2 separate regions of the Homo sapiens genome follow, and region 2 is linked to region 1. Evidence: chromatin loops called from intact Hi-C (ENCODE). Cell type or tissue: endothelial cell of umbilical vein. All regions are shown on one strand.

Region 1 (8,000 bases):
GGCATGAAAAGGCCGGATCTGAGGAGCAAACTGTTCCTGGGCTTTCCTTGCCATTGGCCACAGCTCCCCATCCCTGCCCAAGAGGCTTCACATGTTCACCTGCCTGGCCCCTTGCAGTATGTCAGTATATAATTTCTGGTTGGGTGATAACGTATATTACATATCACATGGTCCATATGTCCACTGCCATCATCACAAACTTTTCTGCCTGTTCTAAGTCCTTTTGTGTCCCACATTGGTGGGTCCTTGGTTTCGCTGACTTCAAGAATCAGGCCGCGGACTCTCTCGATGAGTGTTACAGCTCTTAAAGGCAGCACATCTGGAGTTGTTCCTTCCTCCCATCTGGTTCGTCGTCTTGCTGGCTTCAGGAGCCAAGCTGCAGACCTTTGACATGAGTGTTACAGCTCATAAACACAAAACAGACCCAAAAAGCAAGCAACAGTAAGATTCACTGCCAAGGGCAAAAGAACAAAACTTCCACAGCATGGAAAGAGAGCCTAGCAGCCTGCTTTTATTCCCTTATCTGACCCCACCCACATCCTGCTGATTGGCCCATTTTACAGAGAGCTCATTGGCCCATTTTACAGAGAGCTGATTGGTCCGTTTTGACAGGGTGCTGATTGGTGCATTTACAAACCTTGAGCTAGACACAGAGTGCTGATTGGTGCATTTACAATCCTGTAGCTAGACACAAAAGTTCTCCAAGTCCCCACTAAATTAGCTAGACACAGAGCACTGATTGGTGTGTTTACAAACCGTGAGCTAGACACAGAGTGCTGATTGGTGCATTTACAATCCTCTAGCTAGACATAAAAGTTCTCCAAGTCCCGACCAGATTAGCTAGATACAGAGTGCTGACTGGTGCATCCACAAACCCGGAGCTAGACACAGAGTGCTGACTGGTGCATATACAATCTTCCAGCTAGACATGAAAGTTCTCCCAGTCCCCACCCAACTCAGGAGCCCAGCTGGCTTCACCTAGTGGATCAGGTGTGGGGGGCTTTGGGTGGAGCTGCCCACCAGTCCTGTGCCACGTGCCCACACTCCTCAGCCCTTGGGCAGTCGATGGGACCAGGCGCTGGGGAGTAGGGGGCGGCTCCCCTCTAGGGGAGGCTTGGCCATCCGTGGTGGCGGGGGGGCCCTCGGGCATGGCGGGCTGCAGGTCCAGAGCCCTGCCCCGCAGGGAGGTGGCTGAGGCCCAGCGAGAATTCGAGCACAGCGCAGGCGGGCAGGCAGTGCTGGGGGACCCAGTGCACCCTCCGCAGCTGCTGGCCCGGGTGCTAAGCCCTTCACTGCCCGGGGCCAGCGGCGCCAGCCGGCTGCTCAGAGTGCGGGCCCACCGAGCCTGCACCCACCTGGAACTCGCGCTGGCCTGTGAGCACCATGTGCAGCCCTGGTTCCCGCTGGCGCCTCTCCCTCCACACCAACCAGCAAGCAGAGGGAGCCGGCCCCTGCTTTGCCCAGCCCAGAGAGGGGCTCCCACAGTGCAGCAGCAGGCTGAAGGGCGCCTCAAGCGCGGCCAGAGTGGATGCGGAGGCTGAGAGCGAGCGAAAGCTGCTAGCACATTGTCACCTCTCACTTTCGCATTGCTACAAAGGAATACCTGACACTAGGTAACTGATAAAGAAAAGAGGTTTATTTGGCTGACAGTTCTGCAGGCTGTACAAGCATGGCACCAGCATCTGCTAGGCTTCTGGGGAGACCTCAGGGAACTTTTGCTCACAGCAGAAGACAAAGGAAAAGCAGGCAGGTCACATGGCCAGAGAGGGAGCAAAGAGTGGGGGCAGGGGTGGGGGGAGAGTCTAGATTCTTTTAAACAACCAGATCTCATGTGAACTAACTGAGCAAGAACTCACTCATCAACAAGGGGATGGCACTAAGCCATTCATTCGTAAGAGATCTGACCCCATGACCCAAATACATCCCACTAGGCCCACCTCCAACATTGGAGGTCACATTTCAACATAATTTTGGAGGGGACAAACATCTAAACCATATTACTGCCCAAAGAAGAACTCACATTTCCCCCCCTTTCCCAGTGGCCCTTCCCAACCCTTGCTTTCTCCTGTATTCACTATTTCTGCTAGGGAGACGACCTCCCCCACCACTAGCCAAAGTGAATCAGAGTCAGGGTGGAGCACGGGAAATAGTGTATTTCAATGTCAGGAAGATGGAAGAAAGGTGGCTTTGCAATGCAATCCAAGGTCTGTGACATTACGTATCACATGGCACAATATGACAAAGATGTGTACAAGGTCATTAGCTGGGGTTTTGGTTTTAATCTATGACCACAAAAAGAGCTAAACTACAAATTAACAGATGCACAAGATTCAGATGTTAAAACCAATAGAAAAATTCCCGTTTGTTGAACAGTCAGTTGAGGATCATCCTACCCCACCGTGTGGTCATTTGGGAGCATACAACCTATATAACTCCTGTGCCAAATAAAACAGATAATGTCTTACATTATCCTTGGTCACAGAATAATGTAATAGGATTGCTATAAGGTTGCCTTCAGTGTGTTTAGCAAAGCTCCCAAGCTAGCAGTTCATTGAATTTGATCTGGTCAGTTGGTACAGAGCCCCAGAAACCCAGCCACTTTATGCAATAATGAATCATTCTTTTTTTTTTTTTTTTTTTGAGATGGAGTTTCACTCTTGTTGTCCAGGCTGGAGTGCAGTGGCGCGATCTTGGCTCACCACAACCTCCGCCTCCTGGGTTCAAGTGATTCTCCTGCCTCAGCCTCCCGAGTAGCTGGGATTATAGGCATGCACCACCAGGTCCGGCTAATTTTGTATTTTTAGTAGAGATGGGGTTTCTCCATGTTGGTCAGGCTGGTCGCCAACTCCCAGCCTCAGTTGATCCGCCCGCCTCAGCCTCCCAAAGTGCTGGGATTGCAGGCGTGAGCCACCGCGCCCGGCCTAAATCATTCTTTTTCACTGTGTTTTCTTCTCACTCCCTGAAATGGACCAACAGACATGCTGGGTTCTTACCTGCCCCTCCACTTTCAAACCTGCTGCTCCATAACTTCCAACATTTCCACTAAATCCACTACCTGTGAGTTCAATTCTGTGAAGCATAAAGTTAATAGATAGAGGATACAGCTTTGCTGGTAGGAACTAAAGGCACTTCTTACATAGAAAGAAGGTCATCGTAATGGGGGCTCACCAAGTTCTATGAATCATCTGTCTACATATGCAAATTGCCTTGTAATATGGAGCTCTTTTCTGTGGTATCCATTATAATTGACAGACGAGTCTGTTGGCCACAAATTGACCATCTTCTTGTTCAGTGTTTGGGCTGCTTATACATTGTTTCTTCAGCCATAAAATGGGGATGGTACCAACAGTGGGTGCCTCCCAGAATTGTCATAGAGACTGAGTATGGTTGTACACCAGTGTTAGGTGCACAGTAAGTCATCAGTACACATTAGCTGGTATTATGTGTAAACTAAGTGCTCAATACACATTTTGTCTTTTAGCTACATTTGCATAAACTGAGACAAGCCAGGGTTTAGTAGAGTGGGTAATTATGAAAATGAGTTTATGTAGATTTTTGCTACATTCAAAAAGCAAATAGCAGATTTGAGGTTGTTCACATCTTTTCTTACCTTCCAGATTATAAAGGATCTCACTTATGTAAGAATACACATCGTGCAGGTATGTTTAGGCTAGTGGATCAAAGAAGAGGGAGATAAAAGGTTCACAAAAACAATACATATACAAGTTCATAGTGGCCTGTACAACAGTCATATGATGTCTACAAGTTAAAACTGCTCACTAATTACTTATAGCTAATTATTAAAACTGCTCACTAATTACTTATAGCAAATTATAGAGCTTCGGTGCGTGGGTGATTTTATGAAATAAAGATGTCATCTCTTCAATTTAGCATAAAAGTTTCCCCACACCACTACCTTTCAGAAAAGGCATAAAATTGCCTCCAGAGAAAAATATGTGTTGTTGCTGCCACCCTGTGGTTTTGTTTTATATTGTAGCCCTCAGATAGTAAATAAATATTTTATACTGCCACAAGCAATTTGTAAAATATACTGGCAATTTCTAGGTATGGCTTTCTTAGTATTATTAAAAATTCACCAAGTTGCAAAGAGGACTATGAATTAATTTATCAGTATCAATTTATTGACTAGGTAGGTCCTGAAATCAGGTAAAAACTCACAAAGATCAAAATCACATCTAAGTCACAGAAGATCTAAATTACTCCACTGATGCATACATATACATGCTCATGGCAAATTTTAAAAATTAAAATAGTATCTTATGCTTAAATTTATAGATATCCTAAATAACTTATGAGCTACCCATAAAATAGGCCATATACTCCCATTAACAAGACAGAAGTAGAGAAAAAATATGGAATTATAATTTTTCCATGTATGTAATTATATTCTATAGTCTATCCCTTTGAAAAGTAACACAGAGTAGGGGTTAAGCATAAGGTCTCTAAAACCCTGAAACCTGGGATCCAATATCCCACTTCTATTAGGTGTTAGCTATGTGACCTCAGGCACGCAATGTAACACCTCTGTATGTTGCTTTCCTTATCCACAAAACATGGATGAGCTCAAAGGAACAAACTTCACAAACTGTTGTGAAGACTGATTATACCTTTTAGAGCAGTCCTTGGCACTCAGGAAGGGTAACCAATTAATGTTAACACTTACTCTGTATAACCACAATTATAATGGTATGAGCCAAATTGGCTTTATTGCTCGAAATCAACCCTTTCCCTACAAACTGTTCCCTTTCTCACCTGTGCTCAGATACTGATTCTCCCAGTTCTTTCAATCTGCCTCCTTCTGCCAACACATTGATGACTTGGCGGCTGATGAGCCCTGAAGGGTAATTTTCTGCTGGAGTTGGAGGCCCTCAAGTGACTGACCACAGGATGTCAAAATTGCTCCTAAGTAGGGCTTGCTATATTTCTTCTGTTTTATTCTTTTTGAATATGTTTTGTTGTTGCCGCAGTTATTCTATTCCTGCTGAATTATGCAGTGGACAGATGGGGAGCAGATCACTTTTTTCTTAGTTCATGAAGTGCCGTCTCCAGCCCTGAAATAGATTTCCACATAAGTACATCACCCAGAGATCCTAAACTCTGGGCTTGGAATCCTTGCACAATGGAATTCCACAGTTGTAACCTTCCAAAGGGGGTGAATATATTTCTTGCATAGGAGAGTGAATTCAGTATTTTGTTACCGAAGAGCAGATTTGGGGAGTCACTAGTGCTATTCTCCAGATATTTTATTTTCCTTTCTGGTACATGCTCCTTTGAAGTTAGGTGTGGCCACGTGACTTACATGTAATGTGAACAAAAGTGATGTGTCACTTCAGAGTGGAAGCTTTAAGTTTCAGTAAATAATTCACCACTTTCTCCATCCCCTGCCTTGCTGATGGTGGAATTATGTCAAGGTCGTCCCTCCATCAGCCTCGGTTCCAGAGTGCTTATAACCCCCTCAACAATGTGCAGAGCCCCCCATGGGCTAAGGTGGACACATAGTTTGAGAAAAAAAAAAAAAAACCTTTTGTGACAATGCACTGAAATTTTGGAATTGTTTTTTCAGTATCACCTAGCTCATGCCATTACAGAAAACAGTTAGCCTCACTGCCATCCCTGGGAGATTCCCTGCAATCCCTGTTCTTGCTCCCAATAAAAGCCCTTTCCCTTAGTCTCCCAACTCACACCAGAGACCCAGGATATAGTTTCAGGCTGACATTGCAAGACAATATTTAGAAAAGAACAACTCAAAGGCTCTGCAGTCAACCTACCTAGCTAATTTGAGGTTCCACCACTTACTAATTAGCCAAATGACTGAGCAACGTATTTAATATGTGTAAAATGGGGGTAACAGTGTTCATCTGTTTCAGTTACTATGCCTGTGTAAGAAACCACAAAACTTAATGGTGTCAAACAAGCTTTTTTATTATGCTCACAGATTTGTGAATGAAGAACTTGGACAGAGCACACAACAGGGATGGCTCATCTCTCCTTCCCATGCATGGGCTCCAGGTAGAATACTCAAAGATTAGCAGCTGGAACCATCTGGAGCCTCACTCCCTGACACAGCTGGCAGTTGGTGGCTGCTGTTGGCTGTCGACTAAGCCCTTTGCTAGGGGAGTCAGCCCAAACTCACATACAGCCTCTCCACGTGGCCTGGGCTTCCTTATACATCAAAAGAGAGAAAGCAGAAGCTACATCATTTTTTGTGACCTGGTTTCAGAAGTCATGCAGCATCGCTTCCACTGTATTCTACTACTAGGCAATTGCAAAATCTTGCCCAGGCTCAAGGAGAGAAGAAATAGGCTGCTTCTTCACGGGGGCAGCCAGGCTCCGGAAGAGTACATGGGACCAGGAACACTGCTATGGCCACTTTTAGAAAATAAAATCTGCCACACTTCCTAAGATTGGAATGAGCTAACACAATAAAAGTACTTAGAAAAGCTGCAAAGTACATGCTTGGTATTGATTTTTCCACTGCACAGTCTAGAACCACACATAACTGCCTCCCTGCCCAGCTTCCACTTTGCTTCTTCGTGGCCAGACTTTCCCTTCTTAGGGACCTAGTCCAATGATCCTTTATCAAAGATTCTAGACCAAACTAAGGCAATTCCAAGACAGGAGGCATTCAGGAGCATGCTCTGACTCCGTGGGCTCAAGATGTTCATATCACAGTCTAATACAAGCAAATTTCCCACAAAGTATAATCCTCTGGAGACTGGGCTATCATAGGCTTAAGGTTAGTTCCTTTTTATGTTTTTCCTTGTAAAGGACTTAAGAAGCTTTCAGGCCTTATGTCAACCAAGATAACCTACCACACATATACAATTGTCCCTTTGTAGCAAAAGATCTTCAAGAAAATGTTAAAACTTTAAAAGTAGATTTTAGGTGGATTTTACTTTTCTTTTTTTTTAAAATAGAAGTGTATCATTCTGTCAAACTATACGGTACCTTTTAGCAGATTTTAAGAGAAAGTGAAATAAACCTCTAAAGGGCGGGTCATTCACGACAGTGCTCACATCAGACTGAAATGGCAGAATGACATCAGCTAATAATCTTTTAGTTTATGCTCAAAAGAACTGGACTATTGGCTGTTAGAGATGCTGTGTAGATTAGTGCCTCCTTGGCACTAAATTACCAATATCCAGGAAAACAGGTTTAGCCAATAAGTGAGCTATTAAGTCATGTGTACAACAATTCAAGGGCCGTTTCTTCAAATCTTCTATAATTTAAATTGCAAAAGAAGAGAAAAAGCTAGCTTTATTCTTTGTGCCAAGAACCTTCTATAAGCCTTGTGTGTAGTTTGAAATCCAGAAAGGTGCTGCCATTATAATTGACGTATAGTTTGCTGCTATGAAATTGGCTTAACTAAGTATCTTTACTATCAAACTTCTGGGTGATAACTAAATATGCCAAATCTCAGTCACTAAAGTTAAAAATCTAGAGCCAGACCCCACTCCCTGGAAAACTGGCAATTTGGGGTTTATGTCATACATGAATCTTGTCATGTACACTGTGTAATCATTCTCAACCAAGTTTCCCAAGTATTTTCGATGTCATTTAGCTTGGCTGTCTGAGGCTTTACCAGGAATAAATATGCCTAGAATCAAATCATTCTAGGTTTAGGCAACTTAAGCACCTACAAACACAAGATTATCATTAAAAGTCATCTACTAGGCCCGGGTGCAGTGGCTAACATCTGTAGTCCCAGCAATTTGGGAGGCCAAGGTGGGTAGATTACTTGAGGCCAGGAGTTTGAGACTGGCCTGGCCAACATGGTGAAACTCCATCTCTACTAAATACACAAAAATTGGCTGGCACAGTGGTACCTGCCTGTAATCCCAGCTACTTGGGAGGCTGAGGCACAAGAATTGCTTGATCCCAGGAGGTGGAGGTTACAGTGAGCTGAGATCAAGCCACTGCACTCCAGCCTGGGTGACAGAGCAAGACTGTCTAAAACAAAACAAAAACAAACAAAAAAA
Region 2 (8,000 bases), 740 kb before region 1:
AAGATAAATGAAACAAAAAGCTGGTTCTTTGAAAAGATAAATAAAATTGATAGGCCAGTAGCAACAGTAATCAAGAAAAGAAGACAGAAGATCCAAATAAGCTCAATTAGAAATGAAATGTGAAATACTACAGCTGATACCACAGAAATACAAAAGATCATTCAAGGCTACTATGAACACCTTTATGCACACAAACTAGAAAACCTAAAGGAGATGGATAAATTCCTGGGAATATACAACCCTCCTAGATTAAATCCGGGAGAAATAGAAACTCTGAATAGACCAGTAACAAGTAGTGATATTGAAACAGTAATAAAAAAATTACCAATCAAAAAAAGTCCAGGACCAGATGGATTCACAGCTGAATTCTTTTTTTTTTTTTTTTTTTCCCCGAGACGGAGTCTCGCACCGTCACCCAGGCTGGAGTGCAATGGCACAATCTCGGCTCACTGCAACTTCTGCCTCCCAGGTTCATGTGATTCTCCTGCCTCAGCCTCCCGAGTAGCTGGGATTACAGGTGTACACCACCACACCCAGCTAATTTTTTGTATTTTTAGTAGAGATGGGGTTTCACTATGTTGGCCAGACTGATCTAGAACTCCTGACCTCGTGATCCACCTGCCTTGGCCTCCCAAAGTGCCGGGATTACAGGCATGAGCAACCACACCCGGCCTCACAGCTGAATTCTATCAGGCATTCAGAGAAGAATTGGTACCTATCTTACTGAAACTATTTCACAAGATAGAGAAAGAGGAATTCCTCCCTAAATCATTCTATGAAGTCAGTATCCCCCTAATACCAAAGCCAGAAAATGACATAAGAAAAAAGAAAACTACAGACCAATATCCCTGATGAACACAGATGCAAAAATCCTCAACAAAAATACTAGCTAATCAAATCCAACAGCATATCAAAAAGATAATACACCATGATCAAGTGGGTTTCATAACAGGGATGCAGCGATGGTTTAACATACACAAGTCAATAAATGTGATACACTACACAAACAATTAAAAACAAAAATCACATGTCCATCTCAATAGATGCAGAAAAAGCATTTGACAAAATTCAGCATGCCTTTATGATGAAAACCCTCAGCAAAATTGGCATAGAAGAGACATACCTCAAGGTAATAAAAGCCATCTATGACAAACCCACAGCCAACATTATACTAAATGGGGAAAAGTTGAAAGCATTCCCCCTGAGAACTGGAACAAGACAAGGATGCCCACCTTTACCACTGCTATTCAACATAGTACTGGAAGTCCTAGTCAGAGCAATAAGACAAGAGAAAGAAACAAAAAGCATCCAAATCAGTAAAGAGGAACTCAAACTGACACTGTTCACCAATTATATGTTTGTATACCTAGAAAACCCTAAAAACTCATCCAAAAAGCTCCTAGATTTGATAAACGAAGTCAGTAAAGTTTCAGGATACAAAATCAATGTACACAAATCAGCAGCACTGCTATACACCAACAATGACCAAGCTGAGAATCAAATCAAGAACTCAACCCCTTTTACAACAGGTGCAAAAAAAAAGGAAATATTTAGGAATATGCCTAACCAGGGAGATAAAAGATCTCTGAAAGGAAAACTATAAAACACTGCTGAAAGAAATCATAGATGGCACAAATAGAAACACATCCCATGCTCATAGATGGGTAGAATCAATATTGTGAAAATGGTCATACTGCCAAAAGCAATCTACAAATTCAATGCAATTCCCATCAAAATACCATCATCATTTCTCATCGAACTAGAAAAAACATTCCTAAAATTCATATGGAACCAAAAAAGAGCCTGCATAGCCAAAGCAAGACTAAGCAAGAACAAATCTGGAGGCATCACATTACCCAACTTCAAACTATACTACAAGGCTATAGTTACCAAAAAAGCAAGGTACTGGTATAAAAATAGGCACATAGACCAATGGAACAGACTACAGAACCCAGAAACAAAGCCAAATACTTATAGACAACTGACATTTTTTTTTTTTTTAAGACAGGGTCTTGCTCTGTCGCCAAGGCTGGAGTGCAGTGGTGCGATCTCGGCTCACTGCAAGCTCCGCCTCCCAGATTCATGCCATTCTCCTGCCTCAGCCTCCCGAGTAACTGGGACTACAAGCGCCCGCCACCACACCTAGCTAATTTTTTGTATTTTTAATAGAGACGGGGTTTCACTGTGTTAGCTGGGATGGTCTCGATCTCCTGACCTCGTGATCTGCCCACCTCGGCCTCCCAAAGCTGGGATTACAGGCATGAGCCACCACACCCGGCCGACAACTGCCCTTTAACAAAGCAAACAAAAACATAAAGTGGGGAAAAGACACTGTATTCAACAAATGGTGTTGGGGTAATTGGCAAGCCACATGTAGAAGAAGGAAGCTGGATCCTCATCTCTCACCTTATACAAAAATCAGCTCAAAATGGATCAAAGACTTAAATCTAAGACCTGAAACCATAAAAATTCTAAAAGATAACCTCAGAAAAACAATTCTAGATATTGACTTAGGCGAAGACTTCATGACCAAAAGCAAATGCAACAAAAACAAATAGATGGTACCTAATTAAACTAAAAGGCTTCTGCACAGTAAAAGAAATAATCAGCAAACAGACAGCCCACAGAGTGGAAGAGTATCTTTGCCAGCTATGTATCTGATAAAAGACTCATATCCAGAATCTACAAGGAATTCAAAAAAATCAGCAAGAAAAAAACAAATAACCCCATCAAAAAGTGGGCAAAGGACATGAATAGACAATTCTCAAAAGAAGATATACAAATGGCCAACAAACATGAAAAAATGCTCAACATCACTAACGATCAGGGAAACGCAAATCGAAACTGCAGTGCAAAACCACCTTACTTCTGCAAGAATGGCCATAGATGTTGGCATGGATGTAGTAAAAAGGAGCACTTTTACATTGCTGTTGGGACTGTGAACTAGTACAACCCCTATGGAAAACAGTATGGAGAGTCCTTAAAGAACTAAAAGTAGAACTACCACTTGATCCAGCAATCCTACTACTGAGTATCTACCCAGAGGAACAGAAGTCATCATCCAAAAAAGACACTTGCTCATGCATGTTTATAGCAGCGCAATCTGCAATTGCAAAAATATAGAACCAGCCCAAATGCCCTTCAATCAATGAGTGGATAAAGAAACTGTGGTGTGTATATATATATATACATACACACACACACACACACACACACACACCATGGTATTATATTACATATATATGTTATATATATATGTTTTATATATATATGTTTTATATATATATGTTTTATATATATATGTTATATATATATATAAATGACATCAGTTTTCTCCAAAGACTTTTCTCTCTCCATGTATCTGTGACATATTTCTTTCTCTTGATATATGTCATTGTCAAGGAATCCTTGTTTTGACACTTCTTTTGTAAATCAGTTGCTTTTTCTCCTTGCCATTGCCCCACCTGCTTAGACTCTGTATCTCTCAGTTAAAGGATTGCAACAGTCTTCTAATTGCATTTCCTTTCTTTAGTTTTTTTTCTACCTCCAATTAATAGGACATAACATATATAGTATTCCATGGAATATATAGTATTCCATGGAATACTACTCAGCCATAAAAAGGAACAAAATAAAGGCATTCGCAGCAACTTGGATGGAGTTGGTGATCATTATCTAAGTGAAGTAACTCAGGAATGGAAAACCAAACATCATATGTTCTTACTTATAAGTGAGAGCTAAGCTATGAGGATGCAAAGGCATAAGAATGATATAATGGACTTTGGGTACTTGAGCGGAGGGGTGGGAGGAGGGTGAGGGATAAAAGACTACACATTGCGTACAGTGTACACTGCTCGGGTGATGGGTGCGCCAAATCTCAGAAATCACCACTAAAGAACTTTTCTGTGCAACCAAACACCATTTGTTCCCCCAAAACTGCTGAAATAAACAACAACAACAAAACAGAATAGATACTGTAAATTCATTCTAATTTGAGGAGGACAGAGAGAAGGGAGATAATGTCCCTTGTCAATTTTTTTGCATTTGTTTATATATTTACTGACTTTTGCTTTCTGTAGGTTAAATGACAATGGCCTTATGAAGTTGATATCTTTGTCTGAATTATTTAGATTGTTTTCCTTCAATTTTAAGAGTGCTATGTACTATGAAAGTACAGTGCTATGAAAAAGTGAGTTAGTAATAGTGTGGCTGCCAGTTGCCTTTGATTACAATGTGACTTTATATCCTGGGGGCACAGGTTGTACTCTGAGGACAGTGGGAAAGCTTTGGAAGATGGTGGGCTGTGGGAGACACCTGAGTGAAGCCATGTTTTAAAAAGATCAATTTGAATATGTTATGTCCTATTAATTGGAGGTAGAAAAAAAACTAAAGAAAGGAAATGCAATTAGAAGACTGTTGCAATCCTTCAACTGAGAGATACAGAGTCTAGGCAGGTGGGGCAATGGCAAGGAGAAAAAGCAACTGATTTACAAAAGTAGCGTCAAAACAAGGATTCCTCGACAATGACATGTATCAAAAGAAGGAAAGATGTCACAGATGCGTGGAGAGAGAAAAGTCTTTGGAGAAAACTGATGAGTTTAGCTTGGAACAGAGACTCTGAAAGGATGACAGGACACCCAGTTTGGACTTATCCTGTGGTTATATAGAGAGCAAGACTCTTAACTGTGGAGAGGTCAGAGGTGTGTGTATGAGGCTTGGAACAGCTTTTTGAGAAGCTATGCTGGCGGTTTTCCAGATAAGGGTCCAGTGAGGCCTTTGAAGTGGTTAGAATGGGCTTGGCCAGGCGGGGGCAGCAGAGCATCAGTAATTGCTGGGGACAGCTGGCCGGGACAAGAGCGCTGACAGGGAGTCATGTTTGGATTGAGCCTTCGCACTTGTTCACATTTGTGGGCTGGAAGAACTACAGCCAGTTAAGAAGACAGAGGGAGTGGGGTCCTGAAGGTGGGATCGCCTGGGCAGCACAAATGTGTGGAAGGCAAAGATGCAAAGACTTCTAGGAAGTCAGGAGGGGGTAGGAGTGTGAACAGAAGCAAATGACTAGTGACTTTGAAGAAAGAGATTTCAGAAGAATAGTGAGGCCAACACCAGGTTAAAAGGGGTCAAATGGGCTGGGCGTGGTGGCTCAAGGCCTGTAATCCCAACACTGGGAGGCTGAGGCGGGTGGATCACTTGAGGTCAGGAGTTCTGGACCAGCCTGGCCAATATGGTGAAACCCCATCTCTACTAAAAATACAAAAATTAGCCTGCAATCCCAGCTACTTGGGAGGCTGAGGCAGGAGAATCGCTTGAACCTGGGGAGGTGGAGGTTGCAGTGAGCCAATATCACACAACTGCACTCCAGCCTGGGTGACAAAGCCAGACTCAGTCTCAAAAAAAAGAGGAGGCAGGGGATTAAATGAGGAATGGGTATGGAGATGGAGAAAGTGGGAATAGGAATGTATATTTTCAAGTCAATGAAAAAAAGCAGAGTAACAGGATGGTCGCTTAAAGGGGAGGCAGAATAGAGAGATTTTCTTTTAACCTGAAGTATTCTCGTGAGTGTTTGTGAGCTCAATGAAATAATATCATGAAGAAAATAATTGAAAATGCCTGTGAGAGAAAGAACAAGGGGTTATGAAGACACTCCTCAGAAGAGTTGGGATATAATCAAGAGTTCTGGTGGAAAGTTTGGGTTGAAGGAGAGTAGGAAGGAAGAAGATATAGATAATGGAGATTTTATGGATCTTTATTAAGAGTGCCAACATTGTACAGTCAGCCCTTCATATCCATGCGTTCTGCATCACAGATTTAACCAACTCAGGATCAAAAATGTTCAGAAAAACAATTGCACCTGTACTGACATATACAGACTTTTCTTTGTCATTATTCCCTAAACAATATAGTATAACAACTATTTATATTGTATTAGGTATTATAAGTAATCTAGAGATTATTTAAGATATACGGGAGGATGTGTATAGGTTATTTGCAAATAACTATGCCATTTTTTATCATATACTTGAGCATCTGCAGATTTTGGTACCTGGGGAGCAGAGGAGAAGCACTGGAACCAATTCCCCATATATATCAAGAGATGATTGTATAAGTAAGCTGTATTCCAAATGTTCATTAGTTATCTGGAAAAGTTAAATCATTTTCCTGGAGAAACATGTGGTATTGCGGATATGGCATGTGGAAAGATTCTGGGCTGTGCTCTTCAGATCATGACATTATAATCACCTCCCCCTACTTTATAAATGTGGATATAACTCAAAGTTATGTTTTTACTGTTTTCACTTTACATTCTCCTCCTCAGAGAGAAGTTTCACTTTTACGGTTTAAAATATTCTTAACTATATAACAATATTTTCCCCCATTGTTGCAAGGACTCTTTAGTACAGAAAAGGCTGAACATTTAATAATTAGTTTTTAACACAGTGCCGTAATATCTTGTGTACTTTCCCAGAACTCAAATGTCTCCAAGATGGGAATTTAGATCACTGGTTCTGAATCCTGGCTGCACATTAGAATCACTTTGCCTGGAGCTTCTAAGCAATATCAATGTCTCAGCCCACCCTTGGAGGTTTGAATTGAGGCCTCATTCAAGCAGTTTAGAATGAGGCCTAAGAAACAGTATTTTATTATTTTTTTTTTTTACCAGTTTCACAGGTGAATGTAATATACAGCAGATGTTGAGAGCCACTGACTTAGACGATTAAAGGAACTGCACTGACACTATTAGGTAAATTTTCAATGCATCATGTAGGGTAGGCTGCCCCATTCAAACTCAGTGTGATTAAAATAAAATGCATTTCCACAAGCAGTTTTCTCTCCGGACTTTCTGTCTTCAATTATACATCCACAAAGGAAAACATGAAAACCTCTTAGATTCAGCTTTTTTTCCATTTCCTCATATCCGGTCAGTCCTTAAATCCAATGTCCTTCATAGTCTCATGCCCATGCTCCCACAGCTCTGCCTGCCTCTATGTGTTATGAACTCCTGGAAATCTCTTGCTGTCTTCTTTGGCTCAAGTGCAGACAGTTGAGTTAATCATGTTCTTCAGGCATGTTGTCATCCTGGATTCATGCAAGGCCCTTTGTTTAAATGAAGGTATTTATTCATTCAATAGTCTATTTTGCACATGGCTGCCAGATTGTTTTTAAAAGACTGCTTTCACCAATTCTCTTGACTCACATCTCCCAGTAACTCCTCATTTCCTACTCTGTAAATGGTGAACTACTTTGTGTGCCTTTTAAGGCTTTATATAATTGGTATTGAAACTCCAGGGATTCAGTCTAGGTCCTGCTGCTCACCACACAGGAAGCCAATCACTGAGACAGAGTATTGCCAGGGAAGAAGGCTTTATTCAGGTGCTATAGCTGAGGAGATCGGAGATCAGTCTCAAATCCATCTCCATTCATCTCCCTGACCAACTAAAATTGAAAGTTTATATACCAGGAAAGAAAAGTAACTATGTGTGGGAAAACAGGAATTAGGGAGGGGTAAGGAAGAGGAATTGGCCAACAGGAAGCAGGTGGTCAGTTAGGCAATAATAATGGCTAAGGGATCTGGCATCTCATTGTCCAAATGCAGTGATTTAGTAAGTTTCAGTTCCTTGATACTATGTGGAAGGCCTGATGTTTGGTTTCCTGAGAAAGTAACTCAGATAAGAAAAATGTAACTTTCTTAAGTCTTAGGAATCTCCCAGACATTTTTTTCTTGCCATTATCCGTTAAACAATATAGGGAATAACTAAAAAAGTCTTGGGAGGGTCTATTTCTATGTTTATTCAAAAGAAACCATAAACATCAGTTTTATGGGACAATGGACCAGTTTCATAATCAACACCCATTCAACGTAGGATGTCACTTAACTTCTCTGGCCCATTTTACCACCTGTAAAATTATACGTTAATAAATATATAAAGATATGTAATTATATAATACTATATATTATACATATATAATTCTTTCTAGATCCAAACAAATATTCCTATTTT

The links. Hi-C counts contacts between places; a loop is a spot of excess contacts. Peaks named below come from ENCODE experiments on the same cell type or tissue, not always from the same donor. Only the 100,000 strongest peaks of a DNase experiment are listed, where the experiment ranks them.
Region 2: a loop joins it to region 1, with 7 times the contacts of the local background. A loop is called at or near these places in 79 of 110 quality-filtered maps.

The regions. Positions count from the first base shown.
Region 1 is chr7:97,841,831-97,849,830 of GRCh38, forward strand. No RefSeq gene overlaps it. Among named protein-coding and RNA genes, the nearest start is that of ASNS, 27 kb to the right of the region's middle. RefSeq lists a silencer at 4,731-4,911. In endothelial cell of umbilical vein, no CTCF peak of the experiment used is centred here; no DNase peak of the experiment used is centred here.
Region 2 is chr7:97,100,023-97,108,022 of GRCh38, forward strand. No RefSeq gene overlaps it. Among named protein-coding and RNA genes, the nearest start is that of SDHAF3, 14 kb to the right of the region's middle. In endothelial cell of umbilical vein, a CTCF peak has its summit at 4,819 (motif pointing right); a DNase peak (open chromatin) is centred at 4,819.